2 separate regions of the Homo sapiens genome follow, and region 1 is linked to region 2. A link is a contact called in ENCODE Hi-C data. All regions are on one chromosome and are shown on one strand. Each heading gives the region's core, a stretch centred on a gene start or an enhancer-like site at or near the end of the contact. The rest is flanking DNA. Distances are from core to core; before and after follow the strand shown. Region 1 holds the start of SRSF4 (serine and arginine rich splicing factor 4). Region 2 holds the start of KDM1A (lysine demethylase 1A).

The links. A loop is a pair of places that touch in the nucleus more often than their neighbours do. Pooled maps may share reads with other maps.
Region 1: a loop to region 2 is called in a map of CD8-positive, alpha-beta T cell, with 24 times the contacts of the local background. The contact joins the promoter of SRSF4 here to the promoter of KDM1A in region 2. A Hi-C loop is called at or near these places in 2 of 168 maps with a recorded cell type or tissue (B cell and CD8-positive, alpha-beta T cell) and 8 of 50 pooled maps.

The regions. Positions count from the first base shown.
Region 1 is chr1:29,180,326-29,183,327 of GRCh38, reverse strand. It overlaps SRSF4 (serine and arginine rich splicing factor 4), which reads left to right and starts at 1,428. Exons shown (of 6, transcript NM_005626.5): 1 at 1,428-1,682. The coding sequence starts at 1,576. It also overlaps a transcript of MECR not described here. RefSeq lists enhancers at 100-737, 1,080-1,309, 738-1,375 and silencers at 1,380-1,589, 1,640-1,829.
Region 2 is chr1:23,018,089-23,020,810 of GRCh38, reverse strand. It overlaps KDM1A (lysine demethylase 1A), which reads right to left and starts at 1,343. Exons shown (of 21, transcript NM_001009999.3): 1 at 864-1,343. The coding sequence starts at 1,214. RefSeq lists enhancers at 166-851, 852-1,539 and a silencer at 1,027-1,096.

The sequences.
Region 1 (3,002 bases), core at 179-2,678, 6.2 Mb before region 2:
TCCTTCACCAGGGCACTGGCTAAATAAATTACTGTGTATAAAATGGTATGAACCATAAAACTAGTCCTTTTATACTCTTAAGGAATGATTTTCAAAATATATTTTGTGTAGAACCATATGTATAGTATCCTACTATTTGTTTTATAAGGGTAAATTAACCTCCTAAAGGACATTTCAGAAACTGCCTCTGGGAAGAGAAACTAAGTGGCTGGTGGACAGCGAAGACTTTTCACTGTGTATCATTTGAACCTTGAGTTATCCTTTCAAAATATTCAAAAAACAAAAACAAGCAAAGAAACAAAACCCTTTATGGTTCTAGGTACATGGCGTTAGTGAGAAGGGAACCAATATTTATTGAGCTCTTACCATGTTTCAGACACTGTTCCAAGTACTTTCACATACACTACCCCATTTAGTGACCTGTGTAATCCTTGAGATGGGTATACATTATTCTAATTTTACAGGTTAGAAAATAGACTGGATAGGCCAGGCGCAGTGGCTCACGCCTGTAATCCCAGCACTTTGGGAGGCCAAGGCGGGCGGATCACCTGAGGTCTGGAGTTTGAGACCTGCCTGGCCAATATGGTGAAACTTCCTCTCTCCTAAAAATACAAAAATTAGCCGGGCGTGGGGGCGGGCGCCTGTAGTCCCAGCTACTCTGGAGGCTGAGGCAGGAGAATCGCTTGAACCCGGGAGGCGGAGGTTGCAGTGAGCTGAGGTCGCGCCACTGCACTCCAGCCTGGGCGACCGAGCGAAACTCGTCTCAAAAAAAAAAAAATAGGTTGGATTGTGGTCAAGTAATTTACTCGGCGTCATGCCTAGTCTAGCTCCAAAGCTCCAGCCTTCTCCGCTTCTCACACTGCTTCTATTTAAGCAGTGTCCTCTTAAAAATAATACTGGTCTCATTTATTGGGCACTTGATATGACAAAACTACTAAGTGCTTTATGTACGTATTCTCATATAATTCTCAAGACAACTCTGGAAGGTAGGAACTACTCTCCCCCTTTTACAGAAAAGATAAAGGAGGGTCCGAGACATCGCGCGTAACAAGCCCAAGGTCACGGGTACACAATCGTTTGGAAGCTAGGTTTGATTCCAAAGCTCCAGCTCCGAAATCCAAACCACACCCGGTTCAAAGGACAAAAGCACAAACGCTCGCTCGCTGGGCTCTAGGAGGTGCGGACACTTCCGGGGGAGGGGCGAAGCCAGCTGGCTGCGGAAGGCGGTGCAGGAACCCCTTTGGCGAGCTCGCGCGAGGACGTGCCGCAGCGCCGCCTGTCGATCACCTTGCCCCGCCGCACGTCGGCGCGCCCCCGGGCAAGCTCCTCCCCCAGTCCTGGCCGAGCGGGAAGCGAACGCGCGCTCTCTCCGGTTACCTTCCGCCTCGGGGAAGGGCGGGGGAAGTGGAAGCGCGCGCTCGCGAGCTGCGTGCTCGCGTACGTCGCCGGGGTTCGGCTGCGTCCGTCCCGCCGCCCGCCCGTTGCCGCCGCCGCCGCTGCCGCCGTGCTCTCGCTTTGCCCGCCGCCGCCTAAGGGGGGCTGGGGCCGGGGCCAGCCATCACTGCCGTTGCCGGGATGCCGCGGGTGTACATCGGCCGCCTGAGCTACCAGGCCCGGGAGCGCGATGTGGAGCGCTTCTTTAAGGGCTACGGGAAGATCCTGGAGGTGGATCTGAAGAACGGGTGAGGAGGGCGAAAGAGGGTCCGGCCGGGCGGGGACAGACCCCATAGGTGGTGGGGAGGCCGCGGGGACGGGAGAGGGACGCCTGGTCCGCGCGGAGCGGCTACCGGCCTGGCCAGGCTCCGCCATAGTGGCGGCGCCTCGGGGGCGCGGGTAGGCCCCGGTTCCCACTGCGCCTGCGCGGGTGGGGGTGGTGGAGGCATAATGGGAGCTGTGCTGAGGCCCTGAGTGGGACGGGGAGAAGGAAAGCCCGAGTGGGGCTGGTGCTCCGGGCAGGGGGGCACAGCTCCAGGGCGCCCGGGAGACCTGGGTTTTCCCTTCCTAGGCCCGGAACTGGGGCCCTATTCGTTTCTGGGTAGACACCAACCTTTCCCGCTCTGAGGACTACTGGAAATAAACAGGATTTCCTGCTCCCTTTCACCTCTTGCCCGGTCTCATGGATCAGACGGTCACAGCGCCGTCTTCCCCGAGGACTGGAGCCTTGGAGGGAGGCCCTTTTTAGCCGTGTGCCACGCTTTTTTGGGCGGGAGACTCCAGTTTGAGTAGTCTAGTGACAGTTTCGAAAGTATCGTCTTGCCGTGCTGAAAGCCTTCACCGTTCCCTCTGCAAGAGTAAATTAAAGTCTTAACTTCTTATCTTTAAGACTCCGTGCAGAGTTTCCACGCTGTGGTTTCCGTTTTCCAACTTACCGAAAAATTGCTTGGCCGTTGTAGAATTTGTTAGGAGAATAGTGGCCACCCTGGCTAGTATCTGCGTCTGGTTAACGCAGACGGAGACGAAATTGTTAACTTACTGCCTCCCCCAGAGTATGATCTATTACTTGTATTCTTAATCTACTTCGGCAAAAATAGTGCCAGCATGAGCTACAGGTTTTAGGGAAAACTGTTGAGGAATCAGGCCTGGAGAAAATACTCAACGGGGAAAACTGGGAACCAGATGTTAGGTAGGGCTTGGAAGGCATGGATATAAAATTAAAAGGACTGGGGTGACATTTTAGGGCACTAAACCTTGGGTGTTAGAGAACTCTTGGCTTAAAAAAGAAACTCTACTTTGCAACAGTTGTAATATAGCTACCGTTTACTCCCCAGGGTTATACTAGTAACTGACACCTGAAACATTTTGAAAGTTACCTAAGTATGTTTCACGTATGAGAAAACTGGTAGCTACCGTATTCTCAAATGATGATTTGGGTTTAAAAAGCCATTTCAAATTAATTATTAGAATCGTTTTCTTTCTGAGGACGTCTTTAGTAAAGTACTGATTTCTTTTACAGTAAAAGGCTTTAAAAACTACTCCTTTTCTACAGTAAAACGTTCAGTTCT
Region 2 (2,722 bases), core at 94-2,593:
ATCACTTATTTAGCTTTGTGACTTTAGGCAAGTTGCTTAAATTGTGTGCCTCAGTTTACTCATTCCTAAAATAGGGCTAGCAATACCTGCCCGTTGATATTTAACAACAACAAAAAAAAGTAATGTTGGTGACACGCTGAATATAGCATCTAGGACACAGACATTTGAGGCAGTCACTGTCTGTATATACTGTTTGGAGTCAAATCTTTTCTTCCCATATATTTGCATTTTGACTATTATTTGCTCTCTCAATCAGCAGCTTCCTCATCTGCAAAATTCTGCGCCAAAAGATCGCTGAGAGGATTTTAAAAAAGAAAAAAAAAAAGACTAGAACTCCTACCACACAGCAGGGTTTTGCTCAAACAAAAACAAAAGCAAAAACGACCCTTTCTTTTCATCTCCCCGGCTAAGGCGATTTCTTCAGCATCAACCTACAGCCCCCTCGTGCACCCAGCTGAAACGCCATCAATATCGCCCAACAGCTTCCAGACCTATCTGTGAACAAACAAGTGAGGTCTCCAAGAACGCCAACCGTAACCCCACGTCAGGGAGCCATTTTCCAGTCAAGAAAATGAAAAGGTGTGCAAGAAAGACCTAAGGAATAAAATACCCCTCCCAGCAATCATCGATGCCCCTTCCCACGTCGCTCGGGACCCAGCACAAAGACCGCAGTCAACACCGGCAAAGACTTTTCCTTTCTCACCCCACCCGTCCAGCTAGAGGGGACGTGGCGTGCGCAGCGATACAAGGGGAGGTCTGAGTGGTCGCAGGGCCCAAGACCCGGCGGCGGCGGGGGAGGGCGGAGAAGCCTCGGGGAAGCTCGGCACCAGGCGGTGTCGTTTGAGGGAAGGGTCGAGCCTTACCTTCGCCCGCTTGCGCCGGCTGGTCCGACGCCCCTCCGGAGTCTCTGCTATTCCAGTTTCCATGGGGGTCGCAGACCCAGGCACGACAGTAGGGCCGGCCTGAGGCCCTGCGGACCCCGGCGGTTCCGCCAGGCCCCCGGGGGGCGAGGCCCGCGGAGGCTCTTTCTTGCGGGGTGTGCGCTCCCCCACCGCCCCCGGCCCGACCTCGGCTGGGCCCGACAGGCCCGCGGGCTGCGCGGCCACCTCAGACCCGTTCTCGGAGCCGCCTGCTGTCCCAGGGCCAGCCTCCGTCCCGGTTGCTGCCGCTGCAGCCGCCGCCGCCGCGGCTGCCGCCTTCTTCCCAGATAACATCTCGGGCCGCCGGGCCGCCGACGGCCGTAGGGGCCGCTCGCTCTGTCGCTCCGTGGGTCCGAAAAGCCTTGCCTCGCCTCGCTTCACGCTGCCCGCGCGCCGCCAACCGCCGTCGCGTACGCACGCGCCAAGCGCGCTCCCGCCGCGCCGGGACAAAAAGGGTCGGAGACACCCACGAGCCCCGCCCCTCCCCCGCAGCCATAGAGCGGCGTTCTCGCGGCTAGAGTGGCACCGCAGCAAAGAACGTGTAGCTTGCCTAGAGCGTCTCCCCGGCGTTTGGAGTGGGACCTGGCACAGTCCGTGGTCTTAGGGCTTCTGGGCCAGACTAAACCTCCGAAGGTGACCATTTCCTCCAGGGACTTTCGGGTTTGCATGCGTGCGTTCGTTCATTCACTCACCCAATTATTCGTTAATTCAACCAGTATTTATTAATGCTTGCCTACTACGTAACAAGGGTTACATTATGAAGTTCTAGCTTTCAAAGAACTTACAGTCTAATGGGGGAAAACACTGAAATATGTTGGTAGAGCGTCTTACTTATTCATAATTGCCCTGCTTGGACTGGGCAAAAAACTTGGAGAGCACAGCAGTTTCGATGGTAGTAAAATGGAGACAAGTTACGAAATCCAGGTTTGAGTCCAGACGGAATTGCTCTTGTCTCCAAGCCTTTGTTCATGCTTTTCCTTCTGGCTGGACCCCAACCTCATTCGCACTCCATGTCTTGCGCTTCTCCCATCCCCCATGTCCCCCATCCCCCATGTCCCCCATCCTTCATGTCCCCCATCCCCATCCACATAACACCTCTTTCTACTCCAGGTTAATTCTTTCTAATAATGATAGTAGCGGTTTATTCTTTTAATTTTTCGAGGAATCCCTTGCTAACCCAAAACTGGAACAGGTCGTGTACTTTTAGCATGCGTGTACTTATTACACAAACAATTGTCTTTTTAATAGTCTGTCTCTTCGAAGTGAAATTGTCAAAAAATTATTCCATTTACATGAAGTTCAAGAACTGGTAAAACTAATCTCCAGTAATAGGCTCCAATCAGCCCTTGCCTGAGATGGGGGTCGGGGGTTGACTGCAAAAGAACAAGAAAGAACTTGCTGGGGGTGATGGAAATGTTTTATATCTTGATTAGGGTGATGGTTACATAGGTGTATATATTTGTCAAAACTCTATGAACTATCCATGTAAAACAGGTATGTTTTATGTAACTGTAGTACTTCAGTAAAGTTGTTTTTTGTAAAAAACTAAGCAAACAGACAAAAAGGCAATCAAATGTAGAAAGGAAAAAAAGTAAAAGCTATGCAAGAAAGAAAATGTATCCGAGTGGCGTGGCACGCACTTGTAGTACCAGCTGCTCGAGAGACTGAGGTGGGAGAATCACTTGAGCCTAGGAGTTCATTCAAGTCCAGCCTGAGCAACATAGTGAAACTGCGTTTCTAAAAAAAAAGAGAAAAGAAAAAGAAAGAAAATATAATCATAGTACAACATATGGCTCAGCTGT